Linked DNA regions of Homo sapiens: region 2 is linked to region 1. A link is a contact called in ENCODE Hi-C or POLR2A ChIA-PET data. All regions are on one chromosome and are shown on one strand. Each heading gives the region's core, a stretch centred on a gene start or an enhancer-like site at or near the end of the contact. The rest is flanking DNA. Distances are from core to core; before and after follow the strand shown.

Region 1 (5,428 bases), core at 84-2,583:
AAACACTCCTTTTGGGGCCAAAATAGGTATCTCTGACACGCTTTAAGATGATGAATTATTCTTGAATATGAGGAGGACTGGGAGTTAGTTCTCTTAAATAGGGAAGCACCCTTGCACACTCCTTTGGGATCCACATCTGAGAAAGTCCAAAGAAAAGAAAAAGGGCAACAGTTTGCCCCTGAAAGTGAGTTCAATTTCAGAGGGATATGTGAGGGCCTGTGCCAGAGGAATATTTTTGAAATGGGGGGAGTCTATAAGTTGCCCAGTCTAATCTCTAAAGGCCTCTCCGCAAGGCCCTGCTGCTCAAGATTCCTTCTGGCGAATCCCACTCTACAAACACTCAACAACTAAGAGTGCTACTGGCTCACATGGAGGGCTAACAAGACCTGCAAATCCAGGCTGCTCTGAAGGACGGTGGAAGATAACCAACCCCGAGCCACGAGATTTAGGACCCGACTTTTGGTTAACTTTCAAATTTCTTATGCCAGTAATATACTTCAGAGTGGCGCGGAGGGAATTGGAAAACATCACCAGGCAAAAAAAAGAAAAAAACTCTTTCACGAAACAAGACTTCCAATTAGAACACGTGTGGGGACAATAAGAAACACGTTCTAACCACCCCCAAAATTAAAATAAAACACAGCGAGCAACAAGAGAGACCTGCGCGCGCCCCACCGCCCGCGCGCGGCTCTCCGCAGGGTCACCGAGGGGTGAGGCCGCGCTCTCCCGGCGGCCGTCCAGGGGGAGGAGGCCCCGCGCCCCGCCCCGCCGCCCTCCAGCCGCCGCGGCCGCTCCGGGGTGTTCCCCAGATCTCTTCTCAATCAAGAGATGAAATTTGTGCCGTTTTGAAACTGAAGCCTCAAGTAGTCCAGACGTTTTCTGACCCACATCCGAGACGTTCTCGGCTTCCCGCCGCAACTTCCGAATTTGGGGAGGGGGCGGAGGCGGGCGGGCCAGGCCTGGCGACCGCACCTTGAGGGAGCGCGAGTCCCCTCGCTGCCCCGGGCCGCCGCAGGCGCCGGCGGCGGTCGGGGACGGCGCGACCCAGCCCGGGACCCCCGCCCGCCCCGGCTCGGGCGAAGTTTGCCGCGGCCCGGGGTCGCCCCGTCACTCGGCCTCCGTCGGGGACTGGGTCCCCGTAACCCGCAAGGGCGCCCGACCCCGACCCCGCCCGCCACCGCTCACTCACCTGCCCTGCGCCGGACGGCGAGCCCGCGGGCCGGCGGGGAGAGGCCGGGAGGCCCGGGCGGGGTCGGGGCGAGGCGGGTGAGGAGGCGGCGGCGGAGCCTAAGTCAGCCGAAGCGGCGGCGACCGCGGCTGAGGCGGCTGAGGCGGCGGTCGCGGCTTCAGGCGCTCCAGCCCGAGCGCTGCGCGCGGCGCGGGCCCGCCCCTCTGCGCCGCTAACCAATCTAGCGCCGCGCGCCGCCGCCGGCCCCGCCCCCGCCCAAGGGCAGGCTCGCGAAAGCGGGCGCCGCGGGCCAATGAAAGGGCGGAACATCAACCGGCGCGGCCAATCCGAGCCCGGAAAGTTCTCTGGAAAAAGCCAACTCCAGTCAAAGGGGCGGGGGTGGGGCTGGGGGCGGGGCGGGGACCTGGCCCAATGACGCGCGGGGCGGGGCCGAGCATTGGGCGGGGAGGAGGCGGGGCCTCGAACGGGCGGGCCGGTCACTAGTAGTGGGCGGGGTCGTAGGCGGGACATTGAGCGGGCGGGGCAAGAATCGGGGCGGGGGCCTAATGAAGTGAAGCGGGGAGGGGACGGGCAGTGGGAGGGGCAGGTCACATTTGGGGTGGGGTGGGGGCGGGGCAGGGGCGGGGCTGAGTACGGGAGGCCAGGCCGGGGAGAGGCCTAAGTCGGGGCGGGCGGGAGAAGGGCAAGAGCAGTGGGCGGGGCTCGGGGGTTAGGGGATTAGTGCCCTTGCTGGGGCGGGGCCCAGGCTTGGGGCGGGCCTGTGGTGGGCAGGGCCGTGGATGGGCGGGGCGAGCCTTCGTGGGCGGGCCAGGCCTGTGGTGGGCGGGGCGGGCCGTTGGTGAGCGAGACCTTGGTGGACGGGGCGGATCCGCGGTGGGCGGGGATTTGGCGGGCGGGCGGGTGGGCCCGACGGGACGGGAATGGCCGTTGAATTCCCAGCCGTGCCGCAACCCCGAAGGTCCCCCTGCAGCGCCCGCTTCCCGTTCTCTGTGGGCCTGGCCCCGGCCCGGAGGCTGGGGCCGCAGCGCCCGGCGGGCAGGGGCCCCGAGCGGCTCGTGAGCCTGTGCCCAGACGCTGCCCGCCCCGCGCTGGTCCCGCCGCCCTGTCCCCTCCGCCCGCCCGGCGTTCGCGTGCCGTGGCCTGGGGCGGGGCGTTGCTGGGCCCCGGGGGCTGCAGGGGGAGGCCGCCCTTTCTCTGGGCTGGCTCCGGGCTGTTCCGCTCCGCGCCGTTTTCCCGGTACTTCCCGCGGAGCCCGCCTCGCTGTGCGTCCCCGCCCGGGCGTTTCTTCCGCGGCGCTGAGCGCCCGCCCCGGCCTCGGGCAAGGGCAGCCGGACGCCCCGAGGACCAGGGCGCTGGGGCCGAGGCGCGTCCTCCGCAGTCGCCGCGCCTGGGCCCCGTTTCCCCGCGGGTCCTCGCCGGGGTGGGAGGCGCCTCTTGGCGTCCGTGGGGAGCTGGGTGTGGGGGGCGGCAGGGCAGGAGGTGGGGGGGCTGAGCCGGAGAAACGTCCTCGCCCCGCCCGAGACCTCAGACACCCCAGAACCTCGGGCCGGCAGCCAGCTGCAGGAATCGCGCCCTAAAGCCTGGGGTCCGCGCCCGCCCGCCTCCCGCGAGCGCCAGGGGCTGCCGGGTCACCGGGATGCAGCCTCGAGGCGACGTCACAGACCCCACGCGGCCCCCCGAGCACCCCCGGAGCCGGCGCGGGGACAGGGGTTCGGGATGGACGGAACCCACGCAGGGAACGTTCCGGGCCGTCTACGCCAGGCTCAGGGCGGCCGTCAGCTGGGGTTGGAGGTGGGTCAGGAAGAGATGTGTCCTTTTGTCTCCAAATGTCGCTTGTGTCATTAAAAGACAACCTTAAAATAGAAGAAAAAAAAAAAAAAAAAGCCTGGGCTGGCGTGAGGAGGGGCCGTCCGCGAGCTACGGAGGCTGAGTCGGCGGGGAAGGGAATGTGGAGTGGGGCGGGGGGGGCGCTTGGCGAACCCGTGCTTTGGACGCGCTTGGCGGTTTCGGGGAGAATGAGAATGGAGGGGAGGGAGGCCAAGGCCTGCAGCCTGGTGGGAATGCTGGGAAGGACGCTGTGGACAGGACCTTACTGGAAATGAACCAGAAGGGAAGGTGGGCCGGGCGCGGTGGCTCGCCCCTTAATCCCAACGCTTTGGGAGGCCGAGGCAGAAGGATCGCTTGAGCCCAGGCGTTGGAGACCCGCATGGGAAACATCGTGAGACTCTGTTTTTAGAAAAGGAGGAGGAGAAGGGATACTGGGCGGCCTCTGCCACACCTGGACTCTGCGGGCAGGGGGCCAGAGGGACCCAGGGCTGCTGTGCTGGAGCTGGAGCTGGCGCGAGGGTCTGGGCAGAGCACTGTCAGCGCCCCCAGATTACAGGCTGCCAGCCTCCCCCGGTCCTCTGCGGGAGCCTGCGGCCTCAGCTGCCTGCCCCGCCGGCTGAAAGACACAGTTAGTCATTAGGAAAGTAATGATAGTGTTTTCAGGGCAGCGTGTTAGACCCTAAAGACTTTCTATTATTTGCAGTTCCTGCCAACCCTGTGAAGAAAAAAAGCAGCTCATCTCTCACGCCCCGCCTCTTGACACACGCTGATCCGGCCTGGTTCTGGGTTTTCCCGGAGCCTGCAGGGCAGCCCCGCCCCAGGCGGCAGCAGCTGGGCCTGCAGCGTGTCCCTCATGGTGCCCGGCCTCCAGGTCCAGAGTTTCCTGCCTCCCTGAGCTCGGGGTGCGCTGTCTCCACCCTCTCATGGCCGTCAGGGTGCTGGTCCCGTCAGAAGTGCACCCAGGGGCTCGCATTTATAAATAACTCCAGGGTGTCTTGCTGTGGGTTTGGAAATCGGGAAGGCAGGTTATCATCTGCTTGGAATGATGTCAGATCCAGCCCCAGGAAGTCTCCCAGCACCCGGCCTTCCTGCTTGTCATGGGCTGGGACATCTGGAGGGGTAGGGGCGAGGGCCTTCTGTAGCTCCACATTAGCTGGCTAAAGTGTGGGGAAAACAGTAACACACAGAAAGCAATCATAATAGTAATTAACGTCAAAACCTTGCAAGATGTTTAGGCCTCCCAGGAGCCCTGGAGAAGCCCAGCCCTTCCACATAACACCAGCACTCCCAGCGGCAGGGCCTCCATCCCCCTGCTGGGGAGGGAGATCCGGAGTCTGGGTGGAGTGTGTGGTCTCTGGCCTTCAGCAGGACTACACTCCAGGCTGAGCCTTTCCTCAGGCAGAATTCATACCCTTACCTCAGCCTACAACCCCAGCACACATGTTACCTAGGGGCAAATTAGTACTTTGCCCTCATGTCCTCTTCACAAAGCACTGGGGTAGAAGTCCTTCTTCCAGGGACCAGCAGCACCCAGCCCCTGCTTCCCCAGGCTCCTGCCCTGCACAGGGACCGCTGCCACTGCCCACCAAAAGCTGCTGGGGGGTGTTGGGGCTGGCTCAGCTGAGCTCACACAGGATCCTCTGATGGCCAAAGTGCTGGAGTGGAAATCAGAGACCAAGAAGCCAATCCCTGTGCCAGCTGCCCTGGTTAGGGAAATACAGAAACTAAAAATAGTTCCCACTTCCGCTTCCTCCTTTTTATATCAGCCTCATCATAAGTGCACCTGACCTAACTTACCTGGTGCTGTGGTGTTTGTACTTGGATTAGGTGAAGCAGCTCAGGGGTCCCCTCATGCCCTCTCCCCTGTCCCCCTGCTGAAGAGGCAGCTCCCACATGCGGCACTGCCTGACTGGCCCCTGGCCTGGGCCTGGGACCCTGCAGAGAGACAGCAAGCCATGGCCAGAAGGCTTGCAAGGTGCCCCCAGCTTGGGTGATGGTGACACCCAGAACAGGGCACTTCCTGGAAATGTGATCTGGAAGGGCAGTGGGCATGAGTGGAGCATGGAAAGAGACACCCAGGACGGACGGAGAGAGGCATCTGGTGTAGGTGGGGCTGCAGCCACCTCTCCTCTTCGGGGCTGGCAAGGTAACCCTTGCCCTGTGCCCCACAGCTGCCCTGATTTCCGGGTGTCTCCCAGAAGCACACTCTGCACTGCTTCTGCATCCCGGCCACTCCTTCAGTGTCCAGCCCCCTTCCCCAGCATAGAATGAACACAGAGAGGATGGGGAGTGCCTGCTCTGCCGACATGAGGGGCTGGCAGTGACATCTGTCCCTGTCATAGGCACAAAAAGTTATCAATGTTGGTAAGCTGGATTCAAGCCATGCACGGAAGCAGATGGCTCTGCCCCAAA
Region 2 (5,434 bases), core at 327-2,826, 170 kb before region 1:
GAGCAAACATTCACCCCACCTTCCCCAGCGGGCCTGAGTAACTGCCTGGAGTGACAGCATGATGGGCAGAGTGAGTGGCCAGGCCCTGGACCTTCAGACAATGGCTGGGTCTGGGGCCTGAGCTCCTGCCCACTCCAGGGGACTCAGACACCATCATGGACCCACAATTAACATGACAGACGGAGCTTGGCCCGAGTCCATCTGGCAGAGGCCCTGTGCCCGCACACCCATCTGCTAGACGTTCTGGTACAGCACTGGACAGAGGCGCCCAGCAGCTGCCAGACAAGCCCTCTGGCCCCGGCCTTGAGCAGGATATTAAGGCAGAAAAGGCCAAGTACAGTCCCCAGGAGCCTTCCCCACCTCAGCCAAGATAGCACCTGGGGAAGACTGTAGAATCTACACTACCATCAAGGACTTCAGGGCTGCGTGGGCGGTTTGACCCCTTTCCATTTTCCACTCTAGAAACCAGATGGACTCTGGGGACAACAGTGGCTGCCGGCCTCGGCCTTGGGGTGCCCAACGGCAGTGTCGTGCCAGGTGTGGTCTCTGCACCTGCATCCGCTTACTTGATGAACATGCCCTTCATCCCGTCTGTAAAGAGGATCAAAATTAGACTGTGTGTTCTTGGGAGAAGAGCAAATACATAACCAGCGCTTTCCCTCAGAGCTAAGGGAGCCCTTCCTGCTCTGTCACAGGACAGTCTTCAGGGACTCCGACTGCTTTGTTTAGGTTTTATTTTTTAGAGCAGCAAACTGAGCACAAAACACAGAGATTTCCTATATACCCCCATCCCCCACGGCCCATCCCCCACAGCCCGCCACCAGAGCAGTACATGAGTCACAACCAAACCCATGTGGGCACATCACCACCCCCCAGGTCCAGAGTTCACAGCAGGGCTCACGCTCGGTGCTGTACTCTGTGGTTTGGGCAAATGTGTAATGACACGCATCCACCATTACAGCATCACCCGGAGTATTTTCCCTGTAGTAAAAGTACTCTGTGATCCACCTACACATCCATCTCTCCGCCCAACTCTTGGCAACCACTGATCTTTATACTATTTTTATAGTTTTGTCTTTTCCAGAATGTCATATAGTTGGAATCGTATAGCATGCAGCCTTTTCAGGCTGGCCTCTTTCACTAAGTAACACGCATTCAAGGTTCCTCCGCATCACTTCATGGTTTGACAGCTCATTTCTTTGTAGTGCTGAATCATATTCCACTGTCTGGATGCACCACTGGTGTATTCATTTGCCTACTAAAGGATGTCTTGGTTGCTTCCAAGTGTTGGCAATGATAAACAAAGCTGCTATAAACATCTGTGTGCAGGTTGTTGTGTAGGCTGAAGTTTTCAAATCCTTTGAGTAAATACCAAGGAGCATGACTAATAGATCTCACGGTTAGAGAGATTTTAGTTTGCAAAGTGATGCAACCACTTGGGAAGGTAGTTTGGCAGTTTCTTACAAAACTGTGGCAGTTTCTTACAAAACATTCTGCAAATGGCAAAACTATAGTGACAATAAAAACATGAGTGGTTGCCAGGGGCTTCAGGGACGGGAGGAGTGAGTACGTGAAGCGCATGGGGGCAGTGGAGCTCTTCTGTATGACACAGTAATGACAGGGACACGTGTCACTGGACACTTGTCAAAACCTGTGTTCAACACAGTGAGCCCCAATGCAAACTATGACCATCCGTGAATAACAATGAACCAGGCCGGCGCGGTGGCTCACACCTGTTATCCCAGCACTTTAGGAGGCCGAGGCGGGCAGATCATGAGGTCAGGAGATCGAGACCATCCTGGCTAACAAGGTGAAACCCCGTCTCTATTAAAATACAAAAAATCAGCCAGGCTTGGTGGCACGCACCTGTAGTCCCAGCTACTCGGGAGGCTGAGGCAGGAGAATGGTGTGAACCCGGGAGGTGGAGGTTGCAGTGAGCCAAGATCGCACCACTGCACTCCAGCCTGGGCGACAGTGCGAGACTCTGTCTCAAAAAATAATAATAATAATGTACCAATATTGGTTCATTGACTGTACCACACTTGAGGCAAGATGTACGTAACAGGAGAAGCTCTGTATGAGGGGAGGAGGTGGCACGCTCTATACTTTCCAATAATTTTTCTGTATTGTAGAATACAATTGCCCTAAAACATAAAGACTATTAACTTTTCAAAAGTGAAATAAATCCTGAGTTCATAAGGATATCATCAACTGAAAATGGAAACCACAAGGTTTTGGATTTTGATTCCAACCATGAAGGAGTAAGGACTTATGATCCCACAGTAAAAACCTTAAGAATTGGACAGAAATAAGAAGCAAGTGTGTTCGAGCATTGCACAGCAGGGTGCAGGACTGTGATCTTTCACCCGGCGGAGACACACGCTGAGCTCCTCGCCGGCTGCTTTCTAGCTGCGTCCACTGTCAAGTTGCTGCTCACGGCAGTGCAGCACACACACAAGCTGCTGCCTCGCTGGGGGGCTGAGGACAAAAGGCAAGCATGGGGGCTGCGGCAGCAGCTGGAATATGGGAGATGGGGACAGCAGAGGCAAGAGCTAAGAGGAGACGGGGCCCCCAAACTGCAGGAAGATGTTGGCCAAATACTATGCTGTGCACGCAAGGACTCCATGAGGAATGGCAGAGAGAGACAGAACTACTGGGGAGTATGAGGTGAACAGACACGCTAAATGTCATGTGGTACCACGAGGCGGGGACTGCTCACAGCCACAGTGGAGGCCCCTCACTCAGCATCCAGGGTGTTCACTTGAGACCCATGAAAGGCTACACCTTAGGAGGAGGACAACGTTAAGTTCTAGAGGAAGGGATAGTGAAGACTTTCCTTGACAAAGTTCGACCGAGCCATGACATGAAGTTTCGGTAAATTAGATGCCTGCAGAAATAAAAACCAAAAACAACAAACACAACACCCCAAATTCTTAACAGCGTAGCATATATAGTCACGTGCCACACAACGGCATTTCAGGCAACAACAGACGTGCCATATACCACAGCCGTCCCTTAAAATTAGAATGGAGCTGAAAAGTCCCATCACCCTGCAACGCTGTGGCCTCCTTAGGAAGGAGTGCAGCTGGCTCCCCCCACGCCTGTGGTGATACTGGTGTAAACTCACCTGCTGCCCTGCCAGTCACATCAGAGCGTAACTCGTACAATTACTTACAATAGTAATACCTGACGATGATAATAAACGATGGTGTTACTGGTTTGTGTATTTACTATACTATATTTTTACCATTATTCTAGTGTACTCCTTCTATTTATTAAAAAAAAAAAAGTTAACATAGAACAGCCTCAGTCAGGTCTCTCAGGAGGTGTCAAGAAGCAGGCACTGTGATCACAGCAGAGGACAGCTCCACGCCTGTTACTGCCCCTGAGGACCTTCCAGCGGGACAAGGCGTGGAGGTGGAAGACAGTGGCATGCACGATTCTGACCCTGTGCAGGCCTAGGCTAAAGTGTGTGTGTGTGTCTCAGTTTTTAACAAAAGGGGAGGGGAGGGGAGGGGAGGGGAGGGGAGGGGGAAGGGGAGGAGGAGGGGGAGGAGGGAGAGGGAGGGGAGGGGCAGGGGACGGGGAGGGGGAAGGGGAAGGGGATCTTAAACATGAAAAATTCTTATAAAAACAAAGAAAATATTTTGGCGTAGCTGCATACAATGTGTTTGTGTTTTAAGCTAAGCGTTATTACAAAAGAGTCAAAAGTTAAAAAATAAATCTAAAGGTTTATAAAGCAAAAAAGTTAGAGTAAGCTAAGGTTAATTTATTATTGAAGAAATAAATTTTGTTATATCATAAATTTAGCATATCCCAAGTGTACAGTACTTATGAAGTCTACAGCAGTGCACAGTAATGTCCTGGCCTTCAGATTCACTCATCACTCACTCACCCACCACTCACCACTCACTCACCACTCACCACTCACTCACCACTCACCACTCATCACTCACCACTCACTCATCACTCACTCACCACTCACCACTCACTCACCACTCACCACTCACTACTCACCACTCACTCACCACTCACCACTCACTCACCACTCACCACTCATCACTCACTACTCACCACTCACTCATCACTCACCACTCACTCACCACTCACTCATCACTCACCACTCACCCATCACTCATCACTCACTCACCACTCACCACTGACTCACCACTCACCACTCACTCATCACTCACCACTCACTCACCACTCACCACTCACTCACCACTCACTCATCACTCACCACTCACCACTCATCACTCACCACTCACTCATCACTCACTCACCACTCACCACTCACTCACCACTCACCACTCATCACTCACTACTCACCACTCACTCACCACTCACTCACCACTCACTCATCACTCACCACTCACCACTCACCACTCACTCACCACTCACCACTCATCACTCACTACTCACCACTCACTCATCACTCACCACTCACTCACCACTCACCACTCACTCACCACTCACCACTCATCACTCACTACTCACCACTCACTCATCACTCACCACTCACTCACCACTCACTCATCACTCACCACTCACCCATCACTCATCACTCACTCACCACTCACCACTCACCACTGACTCACCACTCACCACTCACTCATCACTCACCACTCACTCACCACTCACCACTCACTCACCACTCACTCATCACTCACCACTCACCACTCATCACTCACCACTCACTCATCACTCACTCACCACTCACCACTCACTCACCACTCACCACTCATCACTCACTACTCACCACTCACTCACCACTCACTCACCACTCACTCATCACTCACCACTCATCACTCACCACTCACTCATCACTCACTCACCACTCACCACTCACTCACCACTCACCACTCACTACTCACCACTCACTCACCACTCACCACTCACTCACCACTCACCACTCACTCACCACTCACCACTCACTCATCACTCACCACTCACCCATCACTCATCACTCACTCAACACTCACCACTCACCACTCATCACTCACTCACCACTCACTCATCACTCACCACTCACTCACCACTCACTCACCACTCACTCATCACTCACCACTCACCACTCACTCACCACTCATCACTCACTACTCACCACTCACTCATCACTCACCACTCACTCACCACTCATCACTCACCACTCACTCACCAGTCACCACTCATCACTCACCACTCACTCATCATTCACCACTCACTCACCACTCACCACTCACTCACCACTCACCACTCACTCACCACTCATCACTCACCACTCACCACTCACCACTCACTCATCACTCACCACTCACTCACCACTCACCACTCACTCATCACTCACCACTCATCACTCACCACTCACTCACCACTCACCACTCATCACTCACCACTCACTCACCACTCACTCACCACTCACCACTCATCACTCACCACTCACCACTCATCACTC

Evidence for each region. Hi-C counts contacts between places; a loop is a spot of excess contacts on that map. ChIA-PET counts read pairs that join two places held with the same protein, here RNA polymerase II (POLR2A). Pooled maps may share reads with other maps.
Region 2: a map of PC-3 shows a loop between it and region 1 (9-fold over the local background). The contact joins the enhancer-like site here to the promoter of PCBP3 in region 1. A Hi-C loop is called at or near these places in 10 of 168 maps with a recorded cell type or tissue (A673, CD14-positive monocyte, CD4-positive, alpha-beta T cell and 6 more), 7 of 37 single-sample maps with no recorded cell type and 21 of 50 pooled maps. POLR2A ChIA-PET finds 5 or more read pairs at or near these places in 1 of 52 experiments (activated naive CD4-positive, alpha-beta T cell).

The regions. Positions count from the first base shown.
Region 1 is chr21:45,639,630-45,645,057 of GRCh38, reverse strand. It overlaps PCBP3 (poly(rC) binding protein 3), which reads right to left and starts at 1,333. Exons shown (of 18, transcript NM_001384156.1): 1 at 1,190-1,333. RefSeq lists silencers at 679-818, 1,139-2,128.
Region 2 is chr21:45,814,598-45,820,031 of GRCh38, reverse strand. The region is part of intron 4 of PCBP3 (poly(rC) binding protein 3); the gene reads right to left. Among named protein-coding and RNA genes, the nearest start is that of PCBP3-AS1, 19 kb to the left of the region's middle. RefSeq lists enhancers at 2,024-2,523, 2,524-3,025. Within about 2 kb of position 1,576, at least 3 of the 41 ENCODE cell types and tissues checked have a DNase peak (open chromatin) inside an H3K27ac peak, as active enhancers do; they include CD14-positive monocyte and PC-3, where a contact is called at or near this core.